2 separate regions of the Homo sapiens genome follow, and region 2 is linked to region 1. A link is a contact called in ENCODE Hi-C or POLR2A ChIA-PET data. All regions are on one chromosome and are shown on one strand. Each heading gives the region's core, a stretch centred on a gene start or an enhancer-like site at or near the end of the contact. The rest is flanking DNA. Distances are from core to core; before and after follow the strand shown.

The links. A loop is a pair of places that touch in the nucleus more often than their neighbours do. ChIA-PET counts read pairs that join two places held with the same protein, here RNA polymerase II (POLR2A). Pooled maps may share reads with other maps.
Region 2: a loop to region 1 is called in a pooled map, with 3 times the contacts of the local background. The contact joins two enhancer-like sites. A Hi-C loop is called at or near these places in 3 of 168 maps with a recorded cell type or tissue (GM12878, naive thymus-derived CD4-positive, alpha-beta T cell and natural killer cell), 30 of 37 single-sample maps with no recorded cell type and 17 of 50 pooled maps. POLR2A ChIA-PET finds 5 or more read pairs at or near these places in 16 of 52 experiments (GM10248, GM12878, HEK293 and 8 more).

Annotation. Positions count from the first base shown.
Region 1 is chr14:72,442,753-72,446,020 of GRCh38, forward strand. The region is part of intron 3 of RGS6 (regulator of G protein signaling 6); the gene reads left to right. Among named protein-coding and RNA genes, the nearest start is that of MIR7843, 72 kb to the right of the region's middle. Within about 2 kb of position 1,564, at least 2 of the 41 ENCODE cell types and tissues checked have a DNase peak (open chromatin) inside an H3K27ac peak, as active enhancers do; they include GM12878, where a contact is called at or near this core.
Region 2 is chr14:72,476,183-72,479,450 of GRCh38, forward strand. It overlaps RGS6 (regulator of G protein signaling 6), which reads left to right. Exons shown (of 18, transcript NM_001204424.2): 11 at 560-658; 12 at 2,086-2,147. Among named protein-coding and RNA genes, the nearest start is that of MIR7843, 39 kb to the right of the region's middle. RefSeq lists an enhancer at 616-825. Within about 2 kb of position 1,554, at least 2 of the 41 ENCODE cell types and tissues checked have a DNase peak (open chromatin) inside an H3K27ac peak, as active enhancers do; they include GM12878, where a contact is called at or near this core.

The sequences.
Region 1 (3,268 bases), core at 314-2,813:
GGTGGGAGGGGAGCCTGGATTCATACCCAAGCCGTGTGCCTCCTGGCCACTCCTATGGGTGAAGGAAAGCAAAGGGCTTAGCTGTAGCTGGGATGGAGAAAGAGGAATCTCAGGCTTCTCGTCATATTTTGCCTCAAGAACTGGAAATTGATCTGGGAGTAGATCCCACACTGAGGGAGAAGGCCCCAGACCAAGAAAGGATGGGCTCATCTATTTGATTGAAAACAGAGAAGCTTGGAAGACCCAAGGTAGGGCAATTCCTGAACCGTCCAGGGCTGGAAAACCTGTAGCAAAGGCCTGGGGAGATGGGGCAGAAAGGCTAAATTATAACTTAGGAATCTCCACCAGGAGATCAGCTCCAAGACAGCTTCCAGTTTCGGCAGATGGAAGGGATACTTGATGGAAAAGGAGGGAGGGTAAGTGTCAGAGACTGCTAAATGTCTTTACCTACATTTCCTCATTTCAAACTCTCACAGAACAGAGTCTGAGGTAGACTCTAGGGCTGGCCCCATTTTGCAGATGGGTAAACTGAGGTTCAGAGCACTATACCCGTAAGATCTTTGCTCAAGAACTTGTATGTCCCAGACCATGCTTGAAACCTGGTTTACTCACACACCCTGCTGTGCAGACCTCCTCCGTTCCAAAGTGGTGGCAGACTTCAGTGTGCTTTGCAGACTTTCAATCTCAGCACATGCTGTGGAAGTGCTAGCAGTGTTGCTGTGCTAACCCTGTGGTTAGGCTGATCACAGTCCTGGTGAGTAACTATGGCCTGCAGCCCTGGCATCTGAAAGATGACCCCTTGCCTCTCCTGCTGTCCTCAAGAAAGCCTTAGCCCCCTAGATTATTTTCAATATAAAATGTTCATACACTACTTTTCAGATTCAAATTTGCACAAATGAAGTGACCGTTAGACACCACTGGAAGGTAATAAAACCCCCAAGCCTGCCAGCCATCAGGTCCCTCCCAGCCATCCCAGAAATATGCTCAGCTGCCCTCGAAACATCTGTCATGCTCTCTGGTGGGTGCTACTGGGCACCTGACATTAGATCACTTCTCTCCCAAAGCTGCAGCTCTGCTTATTCGATTCTTATTTCTGCCTTTGGATTGAGTGGAAGGCAGTCATCAGTGACAGCCACCCTCGGGGAACAGAAACGATGTCCACAGTGGCAACGATCCTCCATCTTCCTGCACTGAGGCCTAATCAATGTAGCCCATACCCAGCCTCCATTTAATAAGCTGATTGTTGAGCTAAATCCCGCACACTCTCCCCTTGCCCTGGACGCTTTTGATTGACAAAACTAATCTCTCCTCCACCCCCACGTCTGCTGCTGCCCACATCCTCTTGCAAATCATGTACTCGGCTGCTGACAATTAGATATAAGACTTGGGATTCGGATGTGGGAGGGTTATGAGGTTATGAATCAATTGTGGGGGCTCAGGTGAGATAACAAACCAGGGGAACCCATTTCAGACACCTCGCCACAGCCCTCAGAGCCTCCTGGTTGATTTATGAGTTGGTAATAACCTCGCTGGGTCTCCTGGCCCCTATTATTTTTCATAATGCACAGGAAAGCTTTAAATATCAGAGAATGGGGAAGTGCACAGTCTGAGTGGGAGGGAGGTGAGGGGGGATGGGGCTTGGGGGAGAACAGTGGCCAAGGGCTTCCCCGCAGCTGATTGTCTCTCCTGCCCCATCTCCCCAGGCCTTCGCTGCAGGTCTTCTAGTCCTGGACGTTTCAGGAATTGCTTTATCTTGGCTTTTTCAAGCTTCTCTGTTTCATTCAAATAGATGAGCCCATCCTTTCTCGGTCTGGGGTCTTCTCCCTCAGCGTGGGATCTACTCCCAGATCAGTTTCCAGTTCTTGAGGCAAAATATCAGGAGAAACCTGAGATTCCTCCTTCTCCATCCCAGCTACAGCTAAGTCCTTCGCTTTCCTTCTGTGGGTCACCACGGGGTGCCGTTGTCATATACCCATGGAGGCCAGCAAGCTGATCTGGCCAACCTGGGAGAAGACCCCAGGTTGATGACCCCTGGTTTAGGAGTGCATATGGCAGGATGCTTGAGGGATCACTGGGCCCAAAATCGTATTTGCTGTGTCTGGATGTAATGCCTCCCACCTGTTCAAGACCACGTCAGAATGACTCAGAGACCTGCCTGTTAAGAAGGGAAAATTATCCGCTGGACAAAAGCCAGTCAAAAAGCAGGCTCACCCTGCAGTCTGGAAGCCAGTTGAGCAGCGAGGACAGGCCAAAAAGGTGGGAGGGGGCCAGTGAGTGTCTCTCAGCCTGGAGGTAAAGAGCTGAAGACTTTACCTTTCCTTCTGCCTGCTGTCCTCTTCCCAGTGACAGCCAGTTTTTAATAAGGAAAAGGAGGAGGCTTTGAATTGCTACCTAATATTTGTTTAAGTAGTAATTTGTTGAGATTTCTCTGTTTTGTTTTGTTTTGTTTTGTTTTTTGAGACGGAGTCTCATGCTGTCGCCCAGGCTGGAGTGTAGTGGTGCAGTCGGCTTACTACAACCTCCGCCTCCCAGGTTCAAGCACTTCTCCTGCCTTAGTCATCCAAGTAGCTGGGACTACAGGCACCTGCCACCATGCCCAGCTAATTTTTGTATTTTTAGTAAAGACAGGGTTTCACCATGTTGGCCAGGCTGGTCTCGAACTCCTGACCTCAGGCAATCCACCTGCCTTGGCCTCCCAAAGTGCTGGGATTACAGGCAAAAAGATGTGATTTTTTTTTTTTTTTTAACAGTATCAGTGGGTGAAAGACCCTGAACCTTTCCTCTAAGGCAGTGTTTGTAAACTGCCTATATGATGTCTGGTACTAGATTGTGATGATGTTTTCAAGGGCCACAAAACAATTGAGGAAAAATTTAAAACATACTGAATATACATGTGTGGGTGTTTATGTATTATGATGTGTATTTGAATACAACTATCAACGAATAAGCATTCATTAGACCCCAACTCTGTACCAGATGTTTGTTTACTCCATGCCAGGGACAGAACTAACAGGGTCCCTGCTCTCTTGGAGCTACAGTTTAGTGGGCATTATGGGTTGAATTATGTTCTCTCAAAAATTCATATATTGAAGTTCTAAACACTAGAACTCCAAAATGTGACCTTATTTGGAAATAGAGTCATTGCAGATGTAATTAGTTAAGGTGAGATAATTAGGGTGGGCCCTAATCTGGTATGACTGGTAGTCTTATTAAAGGGAAATTTGGGCCAGTCATCGTGGTTCACACCTGTAATCCCAGCACTTTGGGA
Region 2 (3,268 bases), core at 304-2,803, 33 kb after region 1:
TAGGCCAGAAAACTGTTTAACTTGAAAGGGAAACCCTGAAATGCTGCCATCCCAGTTTTGTACCAGATGGGAATCTGCTGACCAACGGAAATGTAGAGGGGATCTTTTGTGCATACTCTTTGGCAGTGGCTCTTGAACTTTCTTTATTCAGAATCATTTGGGGCATTTGATAAAAGTGCAGATTTCCAAACCCACCCACAAAGATTCTGATGCAGTAAGTCCAGGGGGCGAGGGGATACTCAGCAACGTGTCTTTTCCAAGCACACCCAGGTGATTCTTTGCAGGTGGTCTATGGACCATATTTGGAGAAACACTGAGATACAAGGAGGCTATTTTCAGCCCAATAAAAGATAGGATTTGGGTTATAGTGGTACCCCAAAGATGAGATGACATGCCTTAAGAGGCAGCATTCTCATCATTGAAGAAATAAAAGCAGAGACCAATCTCTTATTGTCATGAGGGGATTCACGAAATTGGATGAGTCATTGGACTAGCTGACCCCTAAGCCACCCTCCAATTCTGTGGGTGGATGATCCTCTGTGCTTGCTTCTTCTCCTAGTCCGTGTATGGCGTGACTGAAGAGTCCCAGGCACAGAGCCCGGTGCATGTACTCAGCCAACCAATCAGGAAAACAACAAAAGAGGACATCCGGAAACAGGTGAATGAATTGACAGCTTGCACTCTCAGGAGGAGACGTGGCCAGTTTAAAAACCCTTTCAAATGTTCAACTCTGAAGATTGAGCAAGCTTTGAGTTCCTGGAAACCACAGTGGAACCCAGCTGTGGGTGATTGAACCTTTTAAGTGCTGTGTGTGAACAAGCCACGGAAGCTTGAGAGAAAGAATTCTCTACCCAGTTCCTCCAGCAGTTACTAGAAAAGGGCGTAAATGAGTCATCCCATGCCTTGGGGTAACTGCTGTAATGGGGTTTCCCACAGTCCGCTGTGGGAGCTGGAGGAAGGAGGGGGCTCATGTCACACAGTCCTTATAATTGGAATGCACCAGCTCAGGATGGTCTACTTTATTGCTGTGATTTGAAAGGAAAGTTTAAGAATAAATAAAGCTCTACTCCCAATGCCATTTCAGCATTACTTGGTTGAATGTTATTTTCTTTCATGATGAGCAGCCCAGGTCAACAGACAATGGCTAATTATATTACTTCCTTCTGATATTTACTGGTAACAAAGCAACCTACTGTTTATATTATGCCTTGCTGGTTCCTAGAGGGCAAAACCCAAAGGAGTAAACTTTGAGGTGCTTGCCCTTGACAAGTTTATTATCTGATGGGTAAGAGGTAATGGATATATGAAAAAAAAAAGCTATTTGGCGGGGCTCGGGGCTCGGTGGCCCACACCTGTAATCCCAGCACTTTGTGAGGCTGAGGCAGGTGGATCATCTGAGGTAAGGAGTTTGAGACCAGGCTGACCAATATGATGAAACCCCATCTCTACTAAAAATAGAAAAAAGTTAGCCGGGCTTGGTGGCGTGTGACTATAATCCCAGCTACTCGGGAGGCTGAGACAGCAGAATCACTTGAATCTGAGAGGTGGAGGTTGCAGTGAGCTGAGATCATGCCGCTGCACTCCAGCCTAGGCAACAGAATGAGACTCTGTCTCAAAAAAAAAAAAGAAAAAAAGAAAAAAAAACCACACAGAAAAAAAGCTATTTGATGATTCCAGTCAAGCATGCCAAGGACATGGGTGTGACGTGCCTGTGAAAGGTGGGCAGAGGAGGGGTCACTGGGGATTGTTCAAAACAGGTATTTATGGGGCACATTTCACCTGTCCATGCTGTTGCTAAGCTACGTAGAAAATACATTGCCTTTAAATTTTGGAAAGCAAGACTTAAATCACACCACAGTATAGGAGGAGATGAGACAAAGGCTAAATTGCAGAATATGAATCTTGTATGATAGGGATGTCCAGAGGCACAAGTAATTTGCTGGAGGGCAGAGCTGAGGGAGTTGGAGATGTCTGGCCAGAGGAGGTATTTGGATCTTGGTGGAAATGCAGGATTTGGGTTTGTGGAGCGAGGGGAAAAAAATAATTTTAGTTTGGTCTTAACATCTGTGTTCTCTATTTTCCCAGATAACATTTTTGAACGCACAGATCGACAGACATTGTTTGAAAATGTCCAAAGTGGCTGAAAGGTATGTTTTCCTTTAATAATATTACTACTTTCTTCTAATTTAACAGGGAAGAAATGTTACAGGGTTATGGTTAACGAATGTGTTCAATGCCAAGAGTTAGACTGTAGTTATTCCTTAGACTGGGGTGCAGAAAAACCCACAGGCTCCATGTGAGTATAACTAAGATAACAGACCTCCCTTGAGTGATGTCAAGAAATGTTCCGTTGCTAAGGCTTTACAGGGGGTGGCCACGGGACCTTGTCAATCAAGGAAGAATGTCCTTTAAAGCTACATAATGCACCTTTGCCTTCAGCCTCTGGATTAATTCAAATGGAAATTGCTCCCCTTTCAGCTATAAAATGCCCAGATTCACTTTATAGGGGAAAAGAAATTATGTGTGTCCTTTGAGGTGCTGGCTGCATAGACAGGAGGGGACTGGATCATCGGGAAGTGTTCCGCCTCCACACGCCATCAACCACTGAACTGCATCGAATCAGCTGTAAAGAAAATATTTGGCCCCTCCAGCCTGGCTTCCACAGCGGTGTGTGTGCTTCATTCTGCACCAGTAGCTAGTTCCACTCCGTTAACTCATGGGAGACTCAATTTTATCAACTAAATGGTCTGTTTTTTTAACTCTTCCGTGAAGATGGGAGACCACATGGGGAATCTATATGGAATAAATCTAACCAGGCAGCTCAGTAGTGAACATTTATTCATCCATATGCTACCGTTAAAGCAATGACCAATTGCTTAAGGAATCAAGAGCTTAAGTTGGGTCTTGGTATTTATTGGATGTCAGATAAACTGAGTCTTTTAAGCCCAGCTCCTACAGGGGGCTGGCTGTGAGAGCCATCTATAAGCCTGTAAGCCTTTCTCTGCTGGCTCCTGGGTTGATTCACATCTTTTTTCTAGATAAATTACAACAAATGGAAGGTATAAAAACTCCAACCCCAAACAAAGAGTCTGATTGAATACCCTACCTTCAGGGGCTAAGGACATCCCTGGACTTGGGCTCACGTCTTTATTCCAGGGTTTCTCGATTGTGGCACTAGTGACATTCTGAGCCAGATAATTCCTTGTTGTGTTCTTAATGTCCTATGAATTATAGGATAGTTAGCAGCATTCCTGACCTCTCCCCATTA